Regions from separate parts of the Homo sapiens genome. Here region 1 is linked to region 2. Evidence: chromatin contacts called from ENCODE Hi-C or POLR2A ChIA-PET data. All regions are on one chromosome and are shown on one strand. Each heading gives the region's core, a stretch centred on a gene start or an enhancer-like site at or near the end of the contact. The rest is flanking DNA. Distances are from core to core; before and after follow the strand shown. Region 1 holds the start of SHBG (sex hormone binding globulin). Region 2 holds the start of KCTD11 (potassium channel tetramerization domain containing 11).

Evidence for each region. Hi-C counts contacts between places; a loop is a spot of excess contacts on that map. ChIA-PET counts read pairs that join two places held with the same protein, here RNA polymerase II (POLR2A). Pooled maps may share reads with other maps.
Region 1: a loop to region 2 is called in a pooled map, with 6 times the contacts of the local background. The contact joins the promoter of SHBG here to the promoter of KCTD11 in region 2. A Hi-C loop is called at or near these places in 8 of 50 pooled maps. POLR2A ChIA-PET finds 5 or more read pairs at or near these places in 5 of 52 experiments (GM12878, H1, HepG2 and 2 more).

What each region holds. Positions count from the first base shown.
Region 1 is chr17:7,628,464-7,635,040 of GRCh38, reverse strand. SHBG (sex hormone binding globulin) reads right to left here and starts at 4,906. Exons shown (of 8, transcript NM_001040.5): 1 at 4,758-4,906; 2 at 4,534-4,625; 3 at 4,172-4,361; 4 at 3,680-3,841; 5 at 3,293-3,452; 6 at 3,026-3,162; 7 at 2,082-2,289; 8 at 1,669-1,837. The coding sequence starts at 4,868. The coding sequence ends at 1,689. RefSeq lists an enhancer at 2,326-2,415.
Region 2 is chr17:7,350,369-7,357,655 of GRCh38, reverse strand. KCTD11 (potassium channel tetramerization domain containing 11) reads right to left here and starts at 5,494. Exons shown (of 1, transcript NM_001363642.1): 1 at 2,712-5,494. The coding sequence starts at 4,830. The coding sequence ends at 4,015. It overlaps ACAP1 (ArfGAP with coiled-coil, ankyrin repeat and PH domains 1), which reads right to left. Exons shown (of 22, transcript NM_014716.4): 21 at 6,657-6,706; 22 at 6,179-6,361. The coding sequence ends at 6,261. TMEM95 (transmembrane protein 95) reads right to left here and starts at 2,500. Exons shown (of 7, transcript NM_001320436.2): 1 at 2,283-2,500; 2 at 2,014-2,070; 3 at 1,738-1,818; 4 at 1,607-1,627; 5 at 1,380-1,460; 6 at 1,177-1,264; 7 at 437-1,057. The coding sequence starts at 2,451. The coding sequence ends at 1,024. RefSeq lists enhancers at 1,906-2,432, 2,433-2,959 and silencers at 5,416-6,185, 6,236-6,295, 6,366-6,425.

The DNA of each region.
Region 1 (6,577 bases), core at 3,657-6,156, 280 kb before region 2:
TCCCAAAGTGCTGGGATTAAAGGTGTGAGCTACCACACCTGGCTGACCTAATAGTTCTTGAGAGGAAAGAGGATGGGGGGCTTTAGCCCCAGGGCTCCTTAGTAGGCTGGGAGCTTTGGGCTAGGACACAAGGGTTCCTAAGAGGGCAGAAGACTGGGAGCTGAGGGGTAGGGGCTATGGGCTTGGATACGAGGGTTCCCCAGGGAGGGATGCTGGGCACCAGCATTCTCTAGAGGTCTGTGGTTGAGAGCTGGGTCACCGTATTCTTTGAGGGGAGAGATATTCCCAAATCTGTCTGTTTTTCCCAGCTGGGACCAGCACAAGCCAGTTCTTGCTTAATGGAGTAGAGACAAATTTGTCTGGGAAGGCAGCAAGTGGACCAAGACTAGGAGAGAGAGAGAGAGACGCGACTTTCTCCCTCTGCTCTCCTCCCTTTTTCTTTCTCCCTGCCTCCACCCCTTTTTCCAGAACCCCTACCCACATCTCTCTGTGACCCTCTCACGCCCCCTGCTGCTTCTTCCCTGGGCAGCAATGGCCAGTCCAAGGACCAGATGACTGAGATGTCAAAATCCCATCTCTTCCCTTCCTCCTGATCTCTCTGGACCAGCCACAGAGGCAGGAAACTGGTCTCAAAGGGAGTAGCTTCTGCGGAACCAGGTGGGTCCTGGCTTCCAGAAAGTGACCTGTATCCAGAGTATGTCTGTCTGTCGGGGTTTTTGCTGGGATCTCAGCCTAAGAAGTCCTCATTTCCAGCCGGACGCAATGGCTCACGCCTGTAATCCCAGCACTTTGGGAGGCCGAGGCAGGAGGATCACCCGAGGTCAGGAGTTCTAGACCAGCCTGGCCAACATGGTGAAACCCCACCTCTACTAAAAATACAAAAAATTAGCTGGGGGTGGTGGTGCACGCCTGTAATCCCAGCTACTCGGGAGGCTGAGGCAAAAGAATCGCTTGAACCCGCGAGGCGGAGGTTGCAGTGAGCCGAGATCACGCCATTGCACTCCAGCCTGGGCAACAAGAGCGGGAAACTCCATCTCAAAAAAAAAAAAAAAAAGAAGTCCTCATTTCCTTAGAGAAACTCTCCTTGACGCTCAGACTAAGTTAAGGCCTCCTAGTCTCCATGTTTTCTATTTTTTCTTTTTTCTTTTTTTTTGAGATGGACTCTTGCTCTGTTGCCCAGGCTGGAGTGTAGTGGCGCGATCTCGGCTCACTGCAAGCTCCGCCTCCCGGGTTCACACCATTCTCCTGCCTCAGCCTCTCGAGCAGCCGGGACTACAGGCGCCCGCCACCATGCCCAGCTAATTTTTTTGTATTTTCAGTAGAGACGGGGTTTCACCGTGTTAGCCAGGATGGTCTCGATCTCCTGACCTTGTGGTCCGCCCGCCTCTGCCTCCCAAAGTGCTGGGATTACAGGCGTGAGCCACCACGCCCGGCCAGTCTCCATGTTTTCACAACTCTCCAATTCTTCTTTATCAGTGCTTCCAACTATCCACTTATTAGTTAGCCTTTGATGGATGTCTGCTTCCCTATGGGACTGTGGGCACCAAGAGGGTAGGAACCAGAGTGTTTTTGCTCATTAAGACAACTCAATACTTGGCACAGTGCCTGGTACATTGCTAGTGCACAGTGAATATTTGTTGAATAAATGAATAATCAGTAACTTTCAAAGGGGGTTCTTAGGTGGAGCTTTAATGGGAAGCGTCAGTGCCATTGCCTGGGCTCTGGGGGCAGCTGTGAGTCCAGATCTCATGGCTTCTGTTCAGGGCCTGGTCCACATCCAGCCTCTGACCTTGTGCCCAAAGGCCATTCAGGCAAAAAGAGGTGGAAGAGTCTTCTCCTAGAGGGAGGTAGTGCAAAGGTGGCATTAGAGCATTAAGGTGGCTCGGATCCAGAATCTTCTCCCCACTTTTCCACTCCTCCAACCTGAGTTTGCAAAAGCACTACCTTCCACTGCCCCCATATCTTCTTCTTGTGGCCTATTCTTCTTCCCTCCCAGAGGTTTCCTTCCCCTCAAAATGTGCCGCCTCCCTTGAGCTGTTTCCAATGTTGTGCTCATGAACTTGAACATCATTCTCTCTTACCTGGTAAAGCCCCCAGGAAGAGACGCCCTTGAGGCTTGGCCCAGAGGTTAAGGAGGGGAGCCAGGCCTAAGGGAGGCAGGGCAAGGGCCTTCATCTTCGACCCTTGGCTCAAGACCACCCTGGACATACTCAGCTTCAGCTGAAGAGGGAGTCCCAAGACCAGGGGCAGATCCAGCCCTGGCCCCGACCCAGAAGACAACACCACCTTCTGCAGAGTGTGTGGGAAAGGGACGGTAGAGAGAGAGGGAAGAATGAGCCGGGCCTACTGCCTGTGGCCTCACCCCTAGCTGCCTTAATTCTGCCTCTTCGCTATGCCTCCACCTACTGGCCATTCTCACCACTTAAATCCTGCCCCAATTTTTTTTGGCTTGACCCTTTTTGAAACCACACCTGCCCCAAGTAAATATGCAGTCTAAGTCAAAACTGTTTGCTTGCTGTGGGGAGCTTCAAGATATGTCCCTCGCCCCTACCACCCACCTGAGTGCCATCCATAAGCCTTATTTTTATTTTTATTTTTTTGAGACAGGGTCTCACTGTGGCCCAGGTCAGAGTGCAGTGGCACATCATAGCTCACTGCAGCTTCAAACTCCTGGGCTCAAGTGAACCTCCTGCCTCAGGCTCCTAAATAGCTAGGGCAGCAGACATGTGCTACCATGCCTGGCTAATTTTTTTTTTTTTTTAGACAGAGGTCTCTGCTATGTTGCCCAGGCTGGTGTCAAACTCCTGGCCTCAAGTGATCCTCTGGTCTTGGCCTCCAGCACCTGGGATTACAGGCAAGCACCACCATGCCTGGCTAATTATTAATGAAAAACAATTCTGTGGAGCCAGTCTTGTTATGTTCCCTGGGCTGGAAACCTTCCTAATATTGACATGTTGGACTCCCCTCTTCCCTCATTGCTCCAGGCTCCACTGAATACAGGCAATGCCCCACTGTCCCCCTTTACTTGATCTTGGAGGTGGAGACTGAGCCAAGATGGGTTCTCTGGTGTCCCAAGAGCAAGGAGGTGGCCTGAGCCTGCTGCCTGCTTGAGTCCCAGGTCCAAAGAGAAGGCCCAGGGCTCTGCATGAGGCTGGGGAATGTCTGTGGGGAGAAATGATTATCCTGAGGCCTCAAAGCTGGGGTCTCAAGGAGGAAAGGGGCCAGTGGTAGAGGGGGACAGAGGCAGGCTGAGCTGGCCAGGGTGGGAAAAATAGACTCCGAGGAAATCTACCTCGGAGATTGAATTCTGCCTGAGTCCCTGGAGGGAGAAATATCCCGGGATTTGATTCTACATCACAGCTTCTGAGGCTAGTGGGGGCAGATGCTGAGATCTCGGCCTGTTTGTCCAGCCAGGAATCCCGGCGCAGGCAGCCATCCAGGGCAGGAACCAGCTGGAGTGTGACAGAGATAAGATACGGGGATGTAGAAATCAGGGCATCGGAGCCGCAGTCCCGACCTCCCTGCCCTCAGTTGACTCCCCTCTGAGCATTTGGCCTCCCCCTTGCAGCTCTCAACCCTTCCCTTCTCCCTAAAAGTGTGGACTTAGATTCCCACGGCCAGCCACCCAGCAGTGCTTTACCAAGTCTTGGCTAGGGTTCCACCCCTGGGGTGTAGTTACCGGCAACCGAAGGTTGGAAGCGGGGAAGAGCAGCCCCCCAAGCGCAATCCTCATGATGGGATGGCGTTTGCTGGTCAGGGGCCCAGAGACCTGTCTCAGGCGCAGCACCTCCTCCCCATCCACCTCCAGCAGCACAGAGTCCCCCTCCATCTTGACTTCCACCTGCAGGAAGGTGGGAAGCAAAATCAGAGGCCCCTGGGATCTGTTTCTGCCACCTTCCTGTGAGGCAGCCTAGTACTATAGTGGAAAGAACATGCCTTAAAGAAGCAGCTAGCATCCTTGGCCTTGGGTCACTCAGCTCTTGTCACTTATATACTGACTGAGCCTTAGAATTCCCATCAGAAAAGATGGGGCCAAGAATAGCTACTTTGTGGGGGTTCGTGTGGATTAAACGAGATGACAGTGGTAGAGGGATGCCCAATAACTTGGTTTTGTTCCCTTTCCTCAGACCAGCTCCAGACATCCCTCCCCTGAGGACCAGAGCTAGCTTACCTGGTGCCATCTCCCATCATCCAGCCGTGGTCCAGCACCCACCGTAAGCTGGGCCCAGTGATTGTGCAGTTGGATCTCAGGCCTGCCGTCTCGAAGTCCCAGCATAAACCAGTCATCCTTAGGGTTGGTATCCCCATAAAAAATCACTCCCTCTGGGTCCCAGGTTCGAACCTCAAAGGAGGAGGAGGTTCTGGAAGGACACAGAAGGAAAGATTGTGTATGTCATGTGTCCTTTGAGAACCAGTGTGGGTTTGGGGGAGATGGTGTTCACAGATAAGGAAAGGAAGACAGGGAAAAGAGAAGAGCTGATGGAGAGAGGGCAGAACCAGGGGACTGGGTCAAGGGCTAGGCCAACCCCATACTTTGTGATCTTGGTGAGGTCAAAGGTCATGACAGCGATAGGCTCTTGTCCTGGGCCATTGCTGAGGTGGACAGCCGGAGGGTCGTGGGCACTCTATCAGAAAGAGAAAACAAACAAAGCTGAGTAGGGACATGTCAGAGACAGACAGAGGGAGAGGCCCTGCTACAGGGCCAGAGGAGAGAAGGGAAGACTGCATGAGCTGAGTGCCCTGTCCCGCTCCTGCACCTGGGTGGGGAGAACAGGTCTCAGGGCCCATCCCTGGCGGGTGTGACGCAGTAGTAGCAACAGCAGCAACAGCAGCAGGCGCGAGGTAGCCAGTGGGCCTCTGCTCTCCATAATCAGCCACTGTCCACTCGGCGGCTCAGACAACTCTTGGGAGAATGTGTAGAGGCAGGCAGCCTTGCGTGTGGGCGGTGGAGGGTTAAAGGTTGCCCGGGGAGGAGGGGGTAAAGGAAACAGGGGCACTGACCCTTGACCCCTGCCCAGGGGCCCAGTCACAAGACTCAGCTATCACCCCTCTGGGGATCAATGGGGTGAAGGACAGAGTCCCCTCCACTATCATCCTCCACTGCCGAGAAAGTTTCTGAACTGGGAGAGGATATTCCATCTCCCCTCTCCTCCTCTAGGGCCTGATCTAGGTCCTCCAAGATTTCTGTCCACTCGGGGAGCCTGCATTCACAGGCCTGAGGTCTAGAAACAGTCCTCCCCTGCGTCCCAAGTAGCATCCTGTATCAGGACTAGAAATGAGATAATGGAATCCTAAATTTCTAGCTGAGTGACCTTGGGCAAGTCACTTCACCTCTGTGCTTCAGTGTCCTTGTCTGTAAAATGAGGAAAATAATACTTTACGGGGTGACTGTGAAAGAGGGTTCATTGAGAAAATGCAGGCACAGTGCCTGGCATCTGGTCTGAACTCCTCCCCCAGTCTTTTCCCAGGCCTCTGAGGCCTGTCTCCCAAGAAGGTATTGTCTGTGTGTATGATTCAGTGAATATTAAGAAGGGACCTGCCCCCCGCCTCTCAGTTATCTTCCCTTATCCATTTATTACAGGGCCTAAACAGTCTAGCAGTAGAAATCACCCACTCCCTGACCCATTTTATTTTATTTTATTTTATTTTATTTTATTTTATTTTAGACAGAGTCTTGCTCTATCACCCAGGCTGGAGTGCAGTGGCGTGATCTCGGCTCACTGCTGCCTCTGCCTCTCGAGTTCAAGCGATCCTCCTGTCTCAGCCTCCTTAGTAGTTGGGACTACAGGTGCACGCACCACCACGCCCAGCAAATTTTTTTGTGTTTTTAGTAGAGACGGGGATTTCACCACGTTGCCCAGGCTGATCTCGAACCTCTGACCTGAAATGATCCGCCCACCTCAGCCTCCCAAAGTACCTGGATTACAGGCATTAGCCACAAGGCCCGACCCTCCCTGACGCATTTTATTTTATTTATTTATTTTGAGATGGAGTTTCGCTTTTGTTGCCCAGGCTGGAGTGCAATGGCACGATCTCGGCTCACTGTAACCTCCACCTCCCAGGTTCAAGCGATTCTCCTGTCTCAGCCTCCCGAGTAGCTGGGAGTAAAGGCATGCGCCACCACACCTGTCTAATTTTTGTATTTTTAGTAGAGACGGGGTTTCACCATGTTGGTCAGGCTGGTCTCAAATTCCTGATCTCAGGTGATCCGCCTGCCTCTGCCTCCCAAAATGCTGGGATTACAGGTGTGAGCCACTGTGCCCACCCCATGACCCATTTTAAAATGCAAATGACAGACCGGGCTTGGTGGGTCACATCTGTAATCCCAGCACTTTAGAAGGCTGAGGCGGGCAGATCACTTGAGGTCAGGAGTTCCAGACCAGCCTGGCCAACATAGTGAAACCCCGTCTCTACTAAAAATACAAAAATTAGCCAGGTATGGTTGCCCATGCCTGTAATCCCAGCTACTCCGAGGGTGAGGCAGGAGAATCGCTTGAACCCAGGAGGGAGAGGTTGCAGTGAGCCGAGATCGCGCCACTGCACTCCAGCCTGAGTGACAGAGTGAGAATCCGTTAAA
Region 2 (7,287 bases), core at 4,245-6,744:
GTTTCTCAACCATGCTCTGACATTTTGTTTCTTTCTTTTCTTTCTTTCTTCTTCTTCTTCCTCTTCTTCTTCTTCTTCTTCTTCTTCTTCTTCTTCTTCTTCTTCTCCTCCTCCTCCTTCTTCTTTTTCTTCTTTTCTTTTTTTTTTTCTCCTATCTCCCTTTCCTGGTAAACACTGACATTTTGGACGGGATAATTCTTTGCTGTGGGGACTTTCCTGTGTGTTGTGGGATGTTTAGCAACATCTCTAGCCTCTACCCACCAGAGGCCAGTAGCACGTCCCCCCAGTTAAAACAATCCAAAACGACTCCAGATGTTGCAAAATGTCTACTGGGGTGCAAAATCACCCCCATCTGAGAAGCACTGTGCTACTCTGAGAGTCTCCCATCCTTCCTCTGCCCTCCCCAGTTGCAGACAGAGGCTAGGCAGGGGCAGAGGCCATGAACAGCAAGTTTTACTTAGGCCTGGCAGGATGGAGGCCTCTGAGGGAGGCCAGGATTTCAAACTGTTAACACGATGGAGGGAGGGCATGCCCGCGAACCCACTGATGTGATCTCACTCTAGTGGGGTGAGTTTTCCAGAACATGCATTCCCGGATTCCCCATCAGTCATAGGAGGGCCTGGAATAGCTTCTGGGGCAGATGCCCCCGCTTTCCCGGAACAGGCAGAAGGGGGTGTGGGTGTGGTGGGAGTGGCGTAGGGGATTCTTTCCTTCTGTAGATATTTTCCTGGCATTGTTGACAGCCATGTGATTGGTTGAGGGCTGGAGGGGAGGAACTTTCCAGCTGTGGGTGCCTGGGTTCCCGGGAGGCCATCTGACACTGGGATTGTGGGGGATCTGGGTTTTTGGGGATTTTCTTGTTTTTCATTATCTCACCAACCAGAAGCAGGGATGTCTGGGTTTTAGGGTCTGGAGACTGTCTTTGGAGCTGGGACTAAGGGGCTGACTGGTTCCCCTCCAAGGGATGTGGAAGTTGTGAGTGCATACCCCTTAGAGCTGGAGGCTGGGAGGTTTTCAGCGTCTTCACAAGCCACTTTTTGCTTGGAGGTGGTGGGACCTGAGGGAAGACGAGGGTGGGAAGCCTACGGGAGGGGCCTGGGAGGGACAGAGGGAGGGAGGATGGGTGGTGGAAGGCACTGGGCGGGGTAGGATTCCTGTCTTTATCCCAAAACTCACTCCACCAGGAGGCTCAGAACACCCAGAAGCAGGAAAGCTCCGAAGATGGAGAGGAGCAGAATCTTGGCTTCCCAAAGATCCTGACTTCCTGCAGGGAACCCAGGAGGCAGTGAATGATTCTGGGACCCACACGCACCGACTTGGGAGCCCAAGGGCTCAGGGATCTGGGCAAGGTGGGGCGGGGCCAAGATGGGCGTGAGGACCTGGGAAGCAGCGCTTTCGGGGCCAGCAGGACACCTCCGTCCCCTTGCAGGTGGAGCAGTTGTACAGCGTGGTGCTGCCCCCTGCAGGAGACAGCAGAGGCAACGCTGGGGAGGGGAGGCCGGGCCTCCACCCTGCCTGGTACCCAGCTTCCTCCTGCAGCTGCCAGGCCCTCCTCTGACACCCTGCAGGCCCCAGGTCCTTGCTACCCCTTTCCTTTCCTACTCACGGCAGGCGGGGGGACAGAGAGCTGAAATGAAAGACAAGGAAGGGGTGGGGGTGTGAATGGATGAGCTGCTCACCACACATTCCTTTGGTTAAGACCCTAGGCTCCCCTTGAGGCCCATCCCGCATCGGTACCTTCCCTGGTGTACTCAGGGAGCTTGGTCTTTCGAAGCCAACTCCAATATGAAGGGAGTGAGGAGACAGCCTCTTTGATTTCTGGGGAGGCAGACAGCAGCTCCGTTTCCCTGGGCCTCGACGGGGCCAGTTCCCCCTCTCTTCACGCAGCCCCTCCCTGATCAGCCCTCCTGTCTCTACCCCTCCACCCTTCCCTGCCCACCCCAACCCCTGTCACCCGTCCCTCTCCTTGGTATCCTCCCAAGCCCCTAGGTCACTCTTTCCCCTTGACCTCACCCATGACCCTCAGGACTCTGTGAGTCTTCTCTGTGACTTTGTTCATGGACACCTCATCTGTGGAGATGGGCAAGGACCAGCGATTCCCTCATCAGCCCAGGTTCTGGGGTCTCTCCTGACTTTCCCAGATATGGAGCTCTCTCAGAGGGAAAGGCCAGCATGTCCAGAAAGGGCCACAGATGGAGGGCACAGCTGGAAGGTCACATGCCACCCTCTGGGGGTAGGGGGGTGAGTGCTTGCTGGGCCCATCCCTGGATGTCTGGTCCTACCTAAGGCAAAGGCCGAGAAGTCTGGGGAGGCCCCACATTCCTTCTGCCTGGCCTCCATCTGGCTGCAGAGCCGAGCCAGGCGGCCTGACAAGTCGTGGGCTGGGAGGCGACAGAAGACACAAGCCTGGGCGGCTGCCAGGAAAACCCCGCCTAGTGCCAGCCTCCACATGAGGACCACTGGGGGATGGGGCGGCGCTGCCCCAGCTGAGCCGAGGAATGCTCTGCAGCCCTGGCTCCAGCCCTTGCCTGGAGGTTCTAGAATGTTCCAGAACAATGAACAATGGCACTGCCCATCCTCAGCTGGGGTAAAGCTGGGGCTCAAGGAACTGGGGTCCAGAAGGCATCTCCAGCAGGCGATGGGCAGAGAAAGCAGGGCTTCTGTTGTGAGGGGACAGCACCCCCAACCTGGCCCTCAACAGCCTTCACAAGTTTGTGGTTCCAAAAGCAGTTTTATTTTTCTTCTTGTAAATCATGACCAGTGAGAAATAATGTGTGCCCCACCCCCCACCAGTGAAGAAGCTGTGCGTGAGTATCCCACCCGCTCTGGGACCCAGAAATCCCATCCCTTCCCATCTCCTCCCCCACTGTCCCAAACTCTTCGTCTCCTCTCTCTGCCCTGGGCGGCCTTGGGCCTTCCCCAGCTATCTCCTAGCAACAGGTCCATGGTTGCCTCAGCAACCAAGAGTTCCATACAGGCCTCAGAGGCCCAGCTAAGCCCAGTGACTTCTCTTACCTCTCACCAGGAAGATCCCAGTGACTCAAACCCCAACAGGCCCCTCCTGGCTACGTGGTGATGCATATACATGCGTGCACATAAACACACACACACACACACACACACACACCCTGTGATTAAACTACTAATTGTCAACCACCTCACAGGTATACCACAGACACACCCTGTGCCAGAAGAGTCGCTAGGCAACCCCAAACAGGCCTGGACATGCGGACATCACAGACACTGTAGTCAGCAACACAGATATGAACCAGGATGCCAGGGACCTATACATCAGTCAGCCACACGGGCTGATATGCACGCACACATGAAGAAAGGCCAGGACCCACAGATACTACCCTCTTCCCCCTGGCCAGCCCTGCCATCAGTATGGGATTCTTCCAGATGAGGGATGCTCCAGCCCCATTGCCATGGGGACTGTCCTAGCTCCCATACATCAACCTAGGGTGGGTTGTGGCCTTTCTGCCTCCCTCAGTAGATGGCTTGGAACATAGCAAAGAACTCCTCTTCCGATGTTCCAGAGTGTTCTGGCCTCTCATTGGTCAGGCCAGGCCAGGCCACCCAGCTTCAGGAGTAGAAGCCATGGTCCAAGAGACCGCATTGGGAAAATGCAAAGTCCTCCCTTTTCCCCAGACCTCAATATCCTTCCAGGGTTTTGCTAGGTCTAGTCTGGGTAAAGAGATGTTCCCCCCTTTTCCAAGCCCTTAAACACTGAGCTCCAAATCAAGGAGAGACTGGAGGTGCTCAGCCTTAGGCAAGAACAAGCTGAGAGAACCTTCCCTACCCCTCCCAGGGTCAGCACAGGTTGAGACCTTCTGGACCACTTGTGAGTCCTTGGTGGGCTCAGGTTTGGGAATTCCTGCCCACATCTGAGCTCCAGTCAGGTGCAGGAGAGTCCCGACTCTCATAGCTCCTGAAGCAGAGCTGGAAAGAGGCTTCAGGGGTGCTAGTACCCCATTCTCTCTCCTCCCCACAGTCAAACTGAGAACAGCATCCTCAGTGCCGGACAAAGCGCAGAGACCTGGAGTTGAGCAGGTCTTCGGGGTCGGGGAAGACAGAGTCTAGTCGGAAGCCGTGCTCGAGAGCCACCCGCAGCACCTCCTCCAGGAAGCTTGGGGTGCCCACCACCTCCCGCCGCTCTCCTGGCCCCCCAGTCCACAGCGGCTGCAGCCCCAGTCTCCCATACTCCACCTCGGGGAGTTCCACGGGGCGGGGGGCCCACTCCAGATGAAAATGTGGGCTCCCCTCTGCCCTATCCCCACTGGCCACACCAAATCGGGCCCGCAAAGCACCTAGACACTCAGAGTCGGTGCAGAAAAGGTTGGCTCGGAAGGTGTCCACCTGGACGGAGCTCAGCTCATAGTGATGGGGTCCCCGGCGAGCAGAGAAGTGCACCAGGCGGGGGCTGACATCTACATCTGCGTGGAGCAGGGCAGCTGTGGGTGCAGGGGTCCCCTGAGAGGCCTCCAGTTCCCGCAGCGCGTCCAGGAGGGGCCGGATCTGGTAGAAGTCAGCCTCTGCCCTGAGCAGCGCTGTCTCTCCGTACCCACGGGGCAGGTCCAGGCGGCCCAGCCTCAGGAAATTGAGGATGTGCCGGAAGGCCTTGCCATCCCGGTCGATGAAGTAGTGGCCGCCTCCTTGGGAATTGAGGTTGGGGGGCATGGGGGTGCCGGCCCTAAACATGGCCCCCAGCATAGAGTCTGGGAAGCGGGTCAGGGTCTCCAAAGTGGTGGAATATAGTGTGCCCCCCACATTCAGGGTCACGGGGCCCCCAAAGGAGGGGGGCGAAGAGGGCACAGGAGGAGGAGAAATTTTGGGAAGTACAGGAGACACCGAAAGAAAAGAAAAGGCAGAACTTCCTGGGTGTGTGCAGAATTGGGTCGAAGCTGTCAGATTCGCTGGGTTGGAGGCACAGGTGGAGCACACCCAGTAAGGTTTGGGGCTCACCCCGGCTACTTTGGTGGTGGATGGGGAGGTGGTGTCAGGACACAGAAATCCCCAAAAGGTTGAGAGAAGAGATGAAAAGAGCAGAGGGCAGCCAGAGAGGGGAAGGGAGCTTGAGGTCTGGACGTATCCGATTTGGGGTGGTCAGCGACACCCCTCTGTGGTCTTCAGACAGTGGGTTTCCGGAATCCAACCAGCAGGTGACGGTGGCGAGCACAGGGCCGACTCTGAAGGGATGGCCTCCGAGACCCCGGGCAGATCGCTGCCGCCGTGGACGAGTCCAGCCAGGGCTCTGGGGCCACTCAGAGGCCTGGCCTGGCTGCCGGCGCGGGTCCCAGGAGATGGAGGCCGAACTGACGGGAGCGGATGGCGGAGCCCCCTTGTATCCGCCGGGGAGCGACGATGCGTGCTCAGCCCGGGCTGGGAGTGTCCGAGGGCTCTGATGGAAACAGCCAGGAGTTTCGGGACCCGGCCGCGCCGCCTTCCCTGGGTGTCGCCGCAGCCGCTGAGGTCCTCTCCGCCCCCAGGAAGTGGCCTAAGGGCAGCGGCCCGGGGCCCTTTAAGAGACAGCCCCGCCCCTTGGCGCCCCGCCCCCGCCCCCGCGAGGCTCGCGCGGCCCGGGCGGAGGTGGGAGGCTGGAGGCGAGTCTCGGACGCGAGAGACTGGGCGGACTGGCTGGACTGGCAGACGCTGGCGGGACGGGGTGACTCAGGCACGTCGCCCCGGATGTGGCCACGACCGCCCCGCCGCCGCTCAGGTGTGCCCGATCTCACGTCTGCAAGTCGGCGGGGCTGGAGCCTCTAATCCCACCGCTCAGAGCCCGAGGCCCGGCCGGCCCAGCCCGGGAGCCGAGTCCCTCCCAGCGGCTCCCCCGGGGAATTCCCGAGGGGGCGGGTGCTGAGCCGCCGCATTCCGGGGATGCCTTCCAGCCGGGGTGGCCCGGGCGCGCTCTCTCCGCGGCGGCGCGGGGCCAGCGAGCCCCAGGGCCAGCCCCACCCCTCGGCAGGACTGGGCTGGCCACGTCGCCCCAGCCCGAGAGCCCCCGCCCCGCAGCGCCCTGCGCTCAGGCCGCGGCCGAAGCTGCCGCCTCGCTCCCCGGAGTCGCACCTTGCTGGACTGGAGCTCGCAAACCCCCAGCTGCTCCCCGCACCTCGGGAGCCGCAGCGCCCAACACCCTACGGGCCCGAAGGTGGCGCCCAAGAAGTGAACCAGAAGGGAAGAGCGAAGCACGGAGGCTTTAATGGCAGAGGGCCCGGTGGCGGGGAAGGGAGGCAGGCGCGGGCCCCGTGGGCCTCGGGTCACAGCGTGTGGAGGTCATGACTGCGACGGCTCAGCTTCTCCGGGTCGTCTGACGCCATGAGGGAGAAGTCGCGGAAGATGTCAAGATACGTCTCATCTCCTGGGGGAGGGAGGAAAGGCCGGGAGGCGGCTGGGCCCCAGTGCAGAAGGGCAGGATCCGGCGGTTGGGGCCCACCTGGGGACCTCGCGCTCCGAGCCTGGGTGGGAACGTGCGCGCCGCGGGCACTGCGCCAGCACCTATGCCTTGCCAGGGCCTGGCACGTCGCATGCGCCCAATACGCATTTGTTAAATAACGGAATGAATGCAGCTGGGCACTAGGGAGAGAGGTCACCGTGGACCAGAAGCCCAGAGTTCAGGTGTTGGGCCTGGGGGGTGGGGTGGGTGTATTCTTTACCTGCCTGCCCCTGGGCCGCTTCAGCCTCCCTCATCTTTGCCAGTCGTAGCCTGAAGAGGAGGGAATTAAGAAATGAACGACACTATCTTTGGCCGGGCGCGGTGGCTCACGCCTGTAATCCCAACACTTTGGGAGGCCGAGGCAGGCGGATCACGAGGTCAGGAGATCGAGACCGTCCTGGCCAACATGGTGAAACCCCGTCTCTACTAAAAATACAAAAAATTAGCCGGGGGTGGTGGCGCACGCCTGTAGTCCCAGCTACTCAGGGGAGGCTGAGACAGGAGAATCGCTTGAACCCGGGAGGCGGGGGTTGCAGTGAGCCGAGATCGCGCCCCTGCACTCTAGCCTGGGCGACAGAGTGAGACTCCGTCTCAAAAAAAAAAAAAAAGACTATCCTCACCTCCCCCACAACTTCCCATCCTTTGAGCTGGGTTGCGTTCCGTTCATCTGCCCCCACCCCCGGGGTCACGTCTAGTGCTAAAAAGATGCCTGACAGCAATGTTGATGGGCGAATTACGCCTCTCAGGGTGGGCCAAGCATCCTTGCACCCTGCCCGCCCTCCCGCCTGCCTTCTACTCCACGTCCCAGTGCACACTTCGCGCAGCCTTTCTCGAGCCTGGCCCCGGCGCTG